Regions from separate parts of the Mus musculus genome. Here region 1 is linked to region 2. A link is a contact called in ENCODE Hi-C or POLR2A ChIA-PET data. All regions are on one chromosome and are shown on one strand. Each heading gives the region's core, a stretch centred on a gene start or an enhancer-like site at or near the end of the contact. The rest is flanking DNA. Distances are from core to core; before and after follow the strand shown.

The links. Hi-C counts contacts between places; a loop is a spot of excess contacts on that map. ChIA-PET counts read pairs that join two places held with the same protein, here RNA polymerase II (POLR2A).
Region 1: a loop to region 2 is called in a map of heart, with 5 times the contacts of the local background. The contact joins the promoter of Capza1 here to the promoter of Mov10 in region 2. A Hi-C loop is called at or near these places in 6 of 37 maps with a recorded cell type or tissue (heart and left cerebral cortex). POLR2A ChIA-PET finds 5 or more read pairs at or near these places in 4 of 5 experiments (Patski and embryonic stem cell).

The regions. Positions count from the first base shown.
Region 1 is chr3:104,861,453-104,867,010 of GRCm38, forward strand. It overlaps Capza1 (capping protein (actin filament) muscle Z-line, alpha 1), which reads right to left and starts at 3,053. Exons shown (of 10, transcript NM_009797.3): 1 at 2,888-3,053. The coding sequence starts at 2,926. It overlaps St7l (suppression of tumorigenicity 7-like), which reads left to right and starts at 3,054. Exons shown (of 14, transcript NM_153091.3): 1 at 3,054-3,856. The coding sequence starts at 3,643.
Region 2 is chr3:104,816,684-104,822,198 of GRCm38, forward strand. Mov10 (Mov10 RISC complex RNA helicase) reads right to left here and starts at 1,622. Exons shown (of 20, transcript NM_008619.2): 1 at 1,253-1,622. The coding sequence starts at 1,389.

The DNA.
Region 1 (5,558 bases), core at 1,803-4,302, 46 kb after region 2:
CATAGTGAGTTCCAGATCAGCTTGAGCTACAGGATTTGGACTGTCTCAATAAATCAAAATAAGTAAACCTCATCAGGGGTTACTTGCTTATGAATCCCAAGACATTCAAATCAGTAAAATCTCTTCTCAAAACGCACACACACACACCCCAAAACTTTTTTTTTTTGAGAAAGTATTTCATTCATGTAGCCAAGGATGGGCATGAATTCCTAATCCTCTTTGCCTTTATCTCCCAAGAGCTGAAATTATTATAGACAGGTATCACCAGGACCAGCCTTTTCCCCTAGCTTTTTAATCTGTTAAAATCAATCTAAAGATTAGAAGGGAAAGCAGGCAAAGTAGGAAAGAAGCTCAAAAATCAAGAAGTCTTACAAAGTCCTTTCTTTTCCTTCTTTTTGAGACAAGGTTTCTCTGTATAGCCCTGGCTGTCCTGGAACTCAATTTGTAGACCAGGCTGGCCTCAGACTCACAGAAATCCACCTGCTTTTGCCTCCCAAGTGCTGGAATTAAAGATGTTGTACCAGCACCACCACCGCCCAGCAACCCTTTCTTTCTACTCATAGATTTAAAGAGATATGAATGTGCCTGTCAGCTCTGAGGAAAGGAATCTAATAAAACTACAGGAATCTCAAGTTACTAGGGTCTCTCTATGTAGTCCTGGAACTCACTATGTTGACAAGGCTAGCCTTGAACTCAAGAGATCTACCTGCTTCTGCCTCCTGAGTGTTTAGATTAAAGGCATACACCACCATGCCTGGCTCAAATCATAAGGATTTTTACTGTATCATTATACCACATTATCTACACCAATAAAGATAATGTAGTCAATTAAAAACAACAAAGAAAAAAACCTCTATTAAACCCAGAATCGTGGGAGACGGAGGCAGGAGGACAAATTGGAGATCAGTCCAGTCTACAGAGCAGGTTCCAGACCAGCTAGAACTACATAGCAAGAATTTGTCCCAAAAATACAAAACAAAAACTAAAAGCTCTTTACTAAAGTAGGAATAGAATTTATTACAAGTTCCGGGGTAGATTTACTAGTTATGACTGGCTTGTTCTACTATTACTAAAACTAAGCAATAAAGTTAAGTGTGATGGTATGCACCGATAACTGCAGTATTTGAGAGACAGAGACAAGCAGATTAGGGGTTGGGGTCACTCTTGGCTGTATAATGAGATGTTTATATGAGCCAAACCCGACCCAGTCTTAAGAAAAGGAATAAAAACATTCACTCTAGCCGGGCGTGGTGACGCATGCCTTTAATCCCAGGACTTGGGAGGCAGAGGCAGGCGGATTTCTGAGTTCGAGGCCAGCCTGGTCTACAGAGTGAGTTCCAGGACAGTCAGGACTATACAGAGAAACCCTGTCTCGAAAACAAACAAACAAACAAACAAAAACAAAAAAAGAAAGAAAAAAGAGAATCAACACTAAAGTGTTATTTGGTGGCTTTTTAGTTTTTGTCCTACTAATGCTTAAGTTCAAACACAGGATGTTGCACATGCTAAGACTCTACTAACAAACTGCCACCCTGGATCCTGGTAAGTGGTTTATAAAGGTGGTAAGCACCCTTTTCAGCATTTAAAGACAGTGGCTCATTCATACACAGGTGTATGTTAAATTATTCTTTTTGAAGAAGTGATTAAAAATAGTCTGTTCCCCTGTCAACAATCTCCAATTTCTTTTTCGAAGAACCCAGGCAGATTTTATAGAACATTGGAGAGCACATACTTTGTAACAGTCACTGCAGGAAACAAAAGACATATTCTTGTCCCTAAGTTAGCTAATGAGACCATTCTAACTTGTAGCAGCCCTAAGAGTCTGTGTTTATGGAAGAACTAAGTACTTTCCTTTTTGGACAGTTTAGCAAATGTACGTTGTCAGAAAAAGTTATACTATCAAATTTGGAATACACCCTGGTATTTAAAACACTTTTAAAGATCTATGTACACAAACGACACTCTTGACATACCCAGCTATAAAGCACCATAGTAGGTCATCAAAAAAGGTTGGGTGTTTCATCCAAACCGAATGTGTTAAATGTGAGGTTTATTTACGACCCATTTAACCTTTCTGGAGTTGAAAAAAAAGTCGTCTGGCTATTTCTCACTGCTTAACAGGAAGTTAAAAAAACAAAACAAAACAAAAGACTTTGAAAAAAATTATAGTTAAGATTAAGACAGAAGGGACGGAGTCACCTTGGGGCTAAACGTTCACACAAGAGAGCATAGGCAGGAATAAAGGTGCTGGTCAAATTCTTAAGCAAATCCCTTGAGGTTTACTGATTTATTTTTATCCAATTAGTTTAATCGTCAGTAGTAGAGAAAAGATGAGAGAGGGTGTGTATTTCGGTGGACAGACACCACCAGAGGACCTCTCCCTCCCTGACAAGGAGTCCTGACAGCAAAATCACTTCCTGAGGAAGGAGGAGCAAAAGGGAAGTTAAGGAGGCCACTCTGATCAGGAAGTGACTCGTTCTAAACTAACCCCAATCATACCTATAAATGGGGGGATGGGGTGAGCCCCAACTGCCAAAAGCGGTAAAATAACTGCTGCCTGACACGTCCCGACATCACCTTCACCTCCTCTCTTATAATTACAGAAAAGAGTCTAGAGTTAAAAGTCAATCAGGCAAAGTGTCTCCTCTTGAAAGAAGGTTGTGCTCTGTCCAGGATGAAAAGAGTTGAGGACTGGGGGACTGGGGCCACCGTGAGGCAGACGAAAGCTCCTTTAAGGAAGGAAGCGTCCCGGGGCCAGAGGGACTATGCCAGCACCGGGAAACAACCTTCTTCTTCCTGGGGGCACCGCCAGGTTTCTCACTGCTGCCGGCTCGGACCCCTGGGCCCCGTCGAGGAAGGAAGTAAAAGAGAGAGGCGGACCCCTTACCTTCTCTTCATCCGACACCCGATCCTCAAAGTCGGCCATCTTGGCTGCTCTGGCCCAGCCCGGCGGGCCGGCGCGAGGCAGGCCGGGAAGGAAGCTGAGTGGCGGAATCACCGAGGGGCCGTCGGAAGGAGCCGCCCGGAAGCTCAGGCCAAGAGGGCGCCATGTCAGTTCCGCGCGGGTGTGACAGCCTGGAGTCGGCGCTCTAGGAAGTCGGCTTGCCCCTCGGGGCTTTGCAGCCTTAACATCTTTCTCCCTGAGTTCCGGTCACTTTCCCATTCGTCCTGGAGTGCTTGGTGGCGGGCCTCGACTCTTGCGTGGCGTCTGGGCTCCCTCTGGTCATGGAGCAGTTGCTACACCTCTAAGTTTTTCTGATCCGGTTGGTCTCCTGGGCCGCCGAGTCCAGGGCACTAAGAGCTGCTCGGCTCTTTGAGACATCAGTACTTTTCCGACCCCGGCACAGGGCGACAGGTTACCCTCAACCACGTATGGAAGAAAAACCACTTCCCTCCGGCGCCACACTGAGTCCGTTTCCAGAAGAATAAGCGCCACCATCAGATGCTTCCCCGCCCTCCTAGAGGACTAGGTAGCCCCTCAGTCGGCCACCGCGCTCCGCCACCTTCCAGATCTCCAGCCAGTTCCCCAGGACTCAGCCTAGACAGAGGCCAGCTTCAAGTCCGCCACTATCCCAGGATTCCCGACTCCGGGTTTCCGGCCCTTCTCCCCTCCCAGGTCCCGGCGCCTGCCGGAGCCGCAAGATGGCGGACGGAGACTACTTCGCGGAAGCCGCGCGGGCCGTGGGGTGTCCCCATGCACCTGTTCCTGGCTTGGGCCTGGGCCCGCCGCTGGGCTGGAAAGAGCGGCTGAAGGCCGGGTTGGCGAACTCTGGGTCCACGCTGTGGTTCCTGGCGGGGCTGGGGCTGCTTTACGCTCTGAGGGTCCCGCTGAGGCTGTGTGACAACGTGACAGCGGGTGAGAGGCCCAAACCTCCCGGACAGTCGGGGACAAGTGCCAAAGATCAGAGATTCTCGGGGAGACATGGAGGGCTTTGCAGAAGGAAATTGGTGTTGCATGCTCCAGTGGGTTTATTTTTGTCGCTTGGGCCACCTCCACCCGGCAGCTGATTGTTAGAACCGTGCTGCAGTTTCCCGGCCCCTCCCTAGATCGCTGAAGGTTCGCCCTCTCTATTCTGTCTACGCTACCACAGGAAAAGCTACCTGACACGCTGCAAGCTCCAGGTAGTAGGACAGAAGAGAGCATTCCCAGATGTGTACACACAGTTTATAGACATTCCTATCGTTTGCAGGGCCCCTTGAAAAGTCGTACCTCAGAGTTTCCCAGCTGCCTAACTTAAAAGAACTCACACCCAGAAAAGCAAGATAAGCACATCTGTCATACACGATAGAAAATGCTATGATTTTAGTGGACCATACTTTTATTGTAAGACAGTTCGGTTAAGAGACGTTTTTCGTAATATTTTTATTGTGAGTAATAAGATAGTCTAGGAAAGGGAGAGGAGAGAGAAGTGCAGACAACGGTGGGTTTGTTTAATATTTTCCTTCGGCAGTTGTACAATGTTTGTCATGTAGCCTGGGCCAAAGATAAAAACTTGTAAGCAGTGTTGACCTGTGCGGATTCTGCAAATACTATTCCCTGGCCGTAGGTAGGATGAAAAGATGGACTCCTGGATCTTTTGTGGCGTTATTGCAGTATTTTTTGCTGCAGCCTCAGAAGAAGATGGAAATATTTCCTTCTTTTTGGTTTTTCGAGACAGGGTTTCTCTGTGTAGCCCTGGCTGTCCTGGAACTCTGTAGACCAGGCTGGCCTCGAACTCAGAAATCCGCCTGCGTCTGCCTCCCAAGTGCTGGGATTAAAGGCTGTGTGCCACCACTGCCTGGTGAAATATTTCTGTTAGATGGTGACACTGTTAATTTTTCTGTCCTTTGAGAAGGCAGTGGTCTCCCTTTTCTGTCTCATGAGATGACATGAAAGACCATAGGATAATGTTCTAAAATGCTTTTTGTATTTTAGAGTATTGGTACCACATACTGTCTAATTTGTCTGTAATAGGTTGGTGAAGTGTTTAATGGTAATTTGTGTGCTCATTAAAGTGCTATTCATCGAGTTTGTCATTTATTTTTCTACTTCTTCTTGTTGCTTTGAGGCCAGGATGTTGCCAAGACATCCTGATCCCTTGAGCCACTTCTTAAGTGGTGGATTTAGAGGCATATACTAGCTAGCCTGGCTTTAAACCAGGAATGCTGACACATGCTTGTGATCCCAGTACTTGGGCTACTGAAAGTACAGTACAGATATATCAGTTGTTAAAGGCCAGCCTCAGCTACATAGTAAGTTTGAGACCAGTCTGGACTATCTTAGACCATGTTGTGAAAGTGCATTTAGCTTTTTATTCTTATATATTTGCTGAAGTTCTAGTCTAACTTACTTTTACAGCTTGTATTTTAGATTTTCAGAAAAGCAGGCTAAATTATCTCACTGTGACTTGATTTTCTTTTTTCTTTCTTTGACCCTAGATATTGACCCTAGGGCCCTGTACACACTCATTTTGATTTACTTCTTTTTTTTTTTTTTCTTTTTCTTTTTTTTTTTTTTAAAGATTTATTTATTTATTATATGTAAGTACACTGTAGCTGTCTTCAGACCCTCCAGAAGA
Region 2 (5,515 bases), core at 372-2,871:
CATCTGCTTTAAGTCCCTAGCAATCCGTTGTATTTGGAGTTAGGCACTCTTTTTTCCCTACTTCCAAAGTACTGGACTTGTGATCAGAGCCACACTGCACTTTGTGGACATAGGTGAACACATGGGTGGAGACTTGTTGACTATCCATCCTGTGCTAAGTGCTCTTTACCTTCCTTCAGCATTTTCCTTACCATCCCAGGCGTCATTTCAGCCTGTTGTATGGCATACTATAGACTATGCTGTATGCATATCATACCTTGCGTACTGCATAGTTTTCATCTGTGTGTTCCCACAGTACCCAGCACAGGGTAGAGCATAATACAGGTCTTTGCCTCTATTTCAAGAAGCCACTCAACCCTTTTAATGTTCCTTTTAAGACATGTTCATGAATAACAGTAATATTCTGGTTAACGCGGACTCCTACCTTCTCCCCTAGCCTCAAGCTACACTATCATTATTAATTCCGTCTAAAACTCGCCCCAAATCACGTAACAGCAGCCATATCTCACCCATACTAGCATTTTGGTCAGTTGCAAGGCAAATCTCTCAAAATCTGTTAAGGCCCAATCCCATTCCCCTGCTTACTAGTGCACCTCTTTACACTCATCCCAGCTAAATTGCTTCTCCGGCTTCCATCCATAGCAGCAGCCTGTTGCTAGAGGTGTTCGTCTATGGTTTGACAGAAGTCTCTTTGATTTTTTTACTTGGGTGGTAACAGGAAAAGGAAACCAAATATCTTCAGCCATAGGGAAAAGGGGCCTCTAGGAGGCTGTCCCTGGCCCCGAGTCTCCATGGAGAAGCCACAGGTGCTAAGGGAGGTTTGATTGCCTACGCAGTTTGTGTTCTTTTCTCCCTAAAGCTCCCCGAGATTCTCCCGCCTACCCTGGGCCTCTTCAGCTCTCCCGCAGCGTGGACCCTGCAGGCAGTCCTCCCTTAACAAGGGGGCGGGGATCCCCGCTTGGCCCGCGCCTGCAGCGCCTTCCCTGTGGGACTCCCCTCCCCCACCATCGAGCCCCGACCACCGCGAGCCGCGCGTGGGCACCGACCCCTCCCCGCCGGGCTGGGCTGTGCAGAGCGGGCGGGCTACGGGTGGCGCTGGCTGGGCGTGGGCAGACGACGGAGTAGGTCTGCCAGGACCGGACCGGCCTGATCGGCCCCGGGCTGCATCCCTGTGCACCCGCGGCGGGAAGGTGGCCCCACCACCCGGGGCGCTGGCCCCGCGTCTTGGGGCCCGTGGTGGGCCGGCCCGTACCTGGGCTTGAAGTCGTGGTTGTAAATCGTCCGCAGCCGCTCACGATCTGTCTCCAGGTCCAGTCCACGTTCGGCCAGAAAACTCTCGAACCTCTGGCCGGTCTCCCGGAGCTTTCGGCAGCTGAACTTGCTAGGCATCGCGGCGGCGGCGGCTGCGGCCCAGGCAGGAGGGTCCGCGGAAATGAAACTGAAAGTCGCCGCCGCGGTTTAGAGTTGGCTGGTCTGGGGTGAGGGTGCAAAGGGGAAAAGCCCCCTACCTCTGACGTCTGCTCCGGCCAGCCACCTTCTCCCCGACTGCCTCCCCTCCTCCGTCCTTCTCCTACCTGAGCCTTCCTTTCGGTCTCTTCGTCCTATCCCCTCCCCCCCTTCACATTAACTCTTTCCTAAGGAGTCTGACCCCTCCCTCAGGGCCCTCCCCTTACCCCGAGCTCCCTCCCCTGGCAGCGAGCCAGGATCCGAACGTGGATATCGCCTGGGGCCCCCTAAACAGCCCGGAGGACCTTGGAGCCTCAGCTAGGGCTACTCCCACGCCCACTCTCCAGAGCCTCGGGACATAGAAAAGCTGCAGAGCAAAGGGCAGAGCCCCGGACATGGGTCGGCTGCAGCTGGACTGGGGCCGCTCGTCCAGCACCTCCCCCAGACTGCCAGGGACATAAACCAGTACGGAAGCGAGCGGCACGCCCCCTCCCCCATTCCCTCCCTCCTCTGGCTTTCTGATACAGAGGAAGGCAGAAGTCAAAGTTGTGTGTGTGTGTGTGTGTGTGTGGGGAATGGATGGAGGGAGAGCAAGTGTCTCTATAGATAAAGGGGTGTGCGTGTGGGAGAGAGGGACAAGAGCTTCTGCCAAGACCCAGTCCTTGCTTTTCTGGGTCACACAGGCTTCATAATACTTCAAGGTTGGAGATTCTTGCTCTTGAGCTATGCATTTGGGCACTCGGTTTGTGTTACTCTTCACTACTTATTGGCAGTAAATCATGATTGCCCAGCCAGTCAAAAAAACATTAGCACCTAGAGAGCCAGGCGTGCTAGGCAATAAATGGTTAACACTGACAACATTAGTACCAGGAAAAGAAGTAGACCAATATGCTTAGGCAAACTAAGGGGTGGGGCTACTATAACAACAAATGTAAAACAAGCCTTCTGCACCTATTTATCCCCTGGAATGAAACTAAAAAACAAAAACAAAACCCAAAACAAACAAACCCCATACACACTACAATGAGAAAGTGAGAAAGGCTTAATCTACCAGAATTCCACATGTATCAAAGTTACTGTTCTCCAAGGTTCCTTATAGGCAGCAACAGTCTAACCCAGGGTAGGGAATGCCCTGAACAGGGTCAAGTTCCCCCTTGGTTAACTACTCCTAAGCCAAGAGTATGCTATGCAGTCAGGAATGGAGACTACAGGAACAGGGAAATCTTACGTCCTAGAAATTGATGTAAACTCGAGGGAAAAACTAGGAGTAGCCAGATGCTTAACACCTCCAGACCTTCCCATCCACTTTATATGATGCAGGCTCAGAGAAGATAATAGACTTCTAAAAAGTACTGTTGTTTTGGGGCACAGTGGTCCAAGCCTGTAATCCCACTTCTTGAGAGTCTGAGGAAGGTCTACTAAGAGTCTGAGCCACTTTGGGTTACACAGCAGGACAGTCTCAAAAACAAAATTGCTATTCTTTATCATTTCAAAATCCTACAAATACACCTATGATGAGCACAATAAAAGTGCCTTTTAGACATACAGAAATAGCTTAGTTAGGAATCCCAATGCACCCAAGGCTACACTTGATAACCAGAATCCAATGACATAATTTACTCAAAATAACCAGACACATGACTAACTGAAGAACTAAAAAGGCTTTTTTTTTTTATTGTGCCCTTCACACTATCACACATTAACAATTCAGACCAGCAAATCTGGTCACCTGAGGACCTCAGCCCTTTCTCTGGATTATCTGAACATTCTCAAAACACAGACAGTAGTCCATGTAAAAACTTGAGTAAGTTTTGAATGGTGAGTGGCTTTGGTTACAATGTGACATCTCTACTTGTCTTCTGGAAGGCTCTACTTTGAAAGTTACTGTTTTGATGCATTCGGTTTTAGAATGCCTGCCCCCTCTCAAAAATCACCTCAGCTCAGTCATTTCCTGGAGCTTTCATTACATCTTTCTCTTAAGAATTGGACTTCCAAGAAGTAAGGTTGATGGTATTGTGAACAGCAGCAGCAGTCTGTAACTGTATGTGAAATAAACTCTAAGCTTCTCAGGGGGGATTTTTTTTAAGACAAGATTTCTTTGTGTAACAGCCTTGGCTGTCCTAGCACTCACTTTGTAAACCAGGCTGGCCTAGAACTCAAGAGATCATCAGCCCTGCCTCTGCTTCAGGGAGTACTGGGACTTAAAGGCCTGCACCACTATACCCAGCTGTTTTCTTATTACTCCTTGCTGGGTTTTATAAATCATCACTTAACAGTCTTTAACCTTTGTATTCAAAGTAGACTATACTAACCAAAGCAACTAAAAACAACTTGGTTGGTCTACCACATACCAAGGGAAAAGCCATGCCACCAGGTACAGTTGGTCTTCCTTATGTAAAGAGCCTTTATTTGCAAATGTATCCACTCATTAACATGCTTCTAAGGAAATCCTATGTCCACGTCCCCAGTTTAGGCAGAGAGGGCACTGTGGCACTGCCTCCTTGCTTCATCCCTCATAAACAAGTGTTTACTGTCATGGCTTTTGCCCTTTTGTGCTTTTTGGTGGTGATTTTACAGCTTAAACATGGCTCCCATGGGTGGTGTACTGAAATGTGGCCTAATACTCTTAAGTATAGAAAGCTTTGTAGAGAAAGTTCTTGTTACATAGCTTCATTCATCCTAGCTACAGCAAGAGGAATGTTAAGAGACTCTCAGAATTCAATCAGTAACATTCCATTTTCCAATTCAATGTTCACAGTGACTTTATATGCAACAGAATTACCCTGATGAGTGAGGTGGATATCAGGCCTGGGAGCTGCAATGATGCTCCTGCCATTGAACTGCATGTCTGCACCATTACCAGTAGCTTTAGAATGTTTTTTGTTTGTTTGTTTTTGTATCTTGGGTTTGAAGAGGTATATAATTGGTTTCTTTCCTCAGAACCGATGTACTTCTATTAGACGCCATCTGTTTAAAGGAGAATTTATCTCAACCACTCTACGACCACCCAGTTTTATTCTGCATTTACTAACCCTTTCTTTGCTTTTCACGGGTGGTGGTGGTGGTGGGTGGTTGTTCAAAAACAAGAAGCTGATCATTCACACCTTATTAAGTCTAGCATTAAAATTTCACATTATAAAACAGATGAGGCACTAGAATTAGGCAACAGAGAACAACTAGAGATTCAGATGACCAAGAAACAATGTTCAACAGTGTCCCTAAAGCCCCAAATATGAGAGGCTTCACAGCAACTCCTGATCTGTCTTGGACTCCACAAGCTGGTTTTTATAGCGTGATAAATGGATAAAACAGCTACTCACTCTGCTGAGAAGTCAGATTTCTCTGAGGACCTGGCAAGGTGTTGACTTCCTCTTGTTTATGCAAATAATCCAGAACTATACAAGTACAGAGGTCAGAAGACAACTTTTAGGAGTTGGTTCTTTTCTTCAAACATATCAGTCAAACTCCGGCCTATGAGCTTGATGGCAGGCACCCTGCTAAATGCTAAGCCATTTTACCACCTTGCCAGCTCTCAACCCAGAACTTCAGATTCCTTGTTTTTTAGTCTTCTTGGGATAAGGAAATCAATAAAAGGCCAATAGAGGTAACTAGTTAAAGGCAAGCATGACACACAGTTCCTCCAAAAGCATTATCTCAGTTGGTGCTGGATGGTAGTAAATGGGAGGGAGGAAATTCCCTGTTTTCGTTAAGAATCAAGATCACAAGCCAACCAACCAACCCACCCTTTCCTTACCTGGTTATCAGTAGCTAAACTAGACTTGAAGGAGAGAAAAGAATTACGGCTAAGCGAATGTGAACCGGCACCGAGGCTTAAGCTGCAGGAACCCTTCCAGTTTTACCTCCTGCCTAGTGACTGCAGTCAGTCAGGCCTGCTCTTTCATAACCAGATTCTTTTCAACACTGGTGGAAATCCCAAACAAATCTTTTGAGTCACTGGTAGCTCTTGGGTAGAGTGGTAAAATTTAGAATTTTGTTTTTTAATAAAACCCTGAGCATTTATTTTTATTTTTGGTTTTTCGAGACAAGGTTTCTTTGTGTAGCGCTAGCA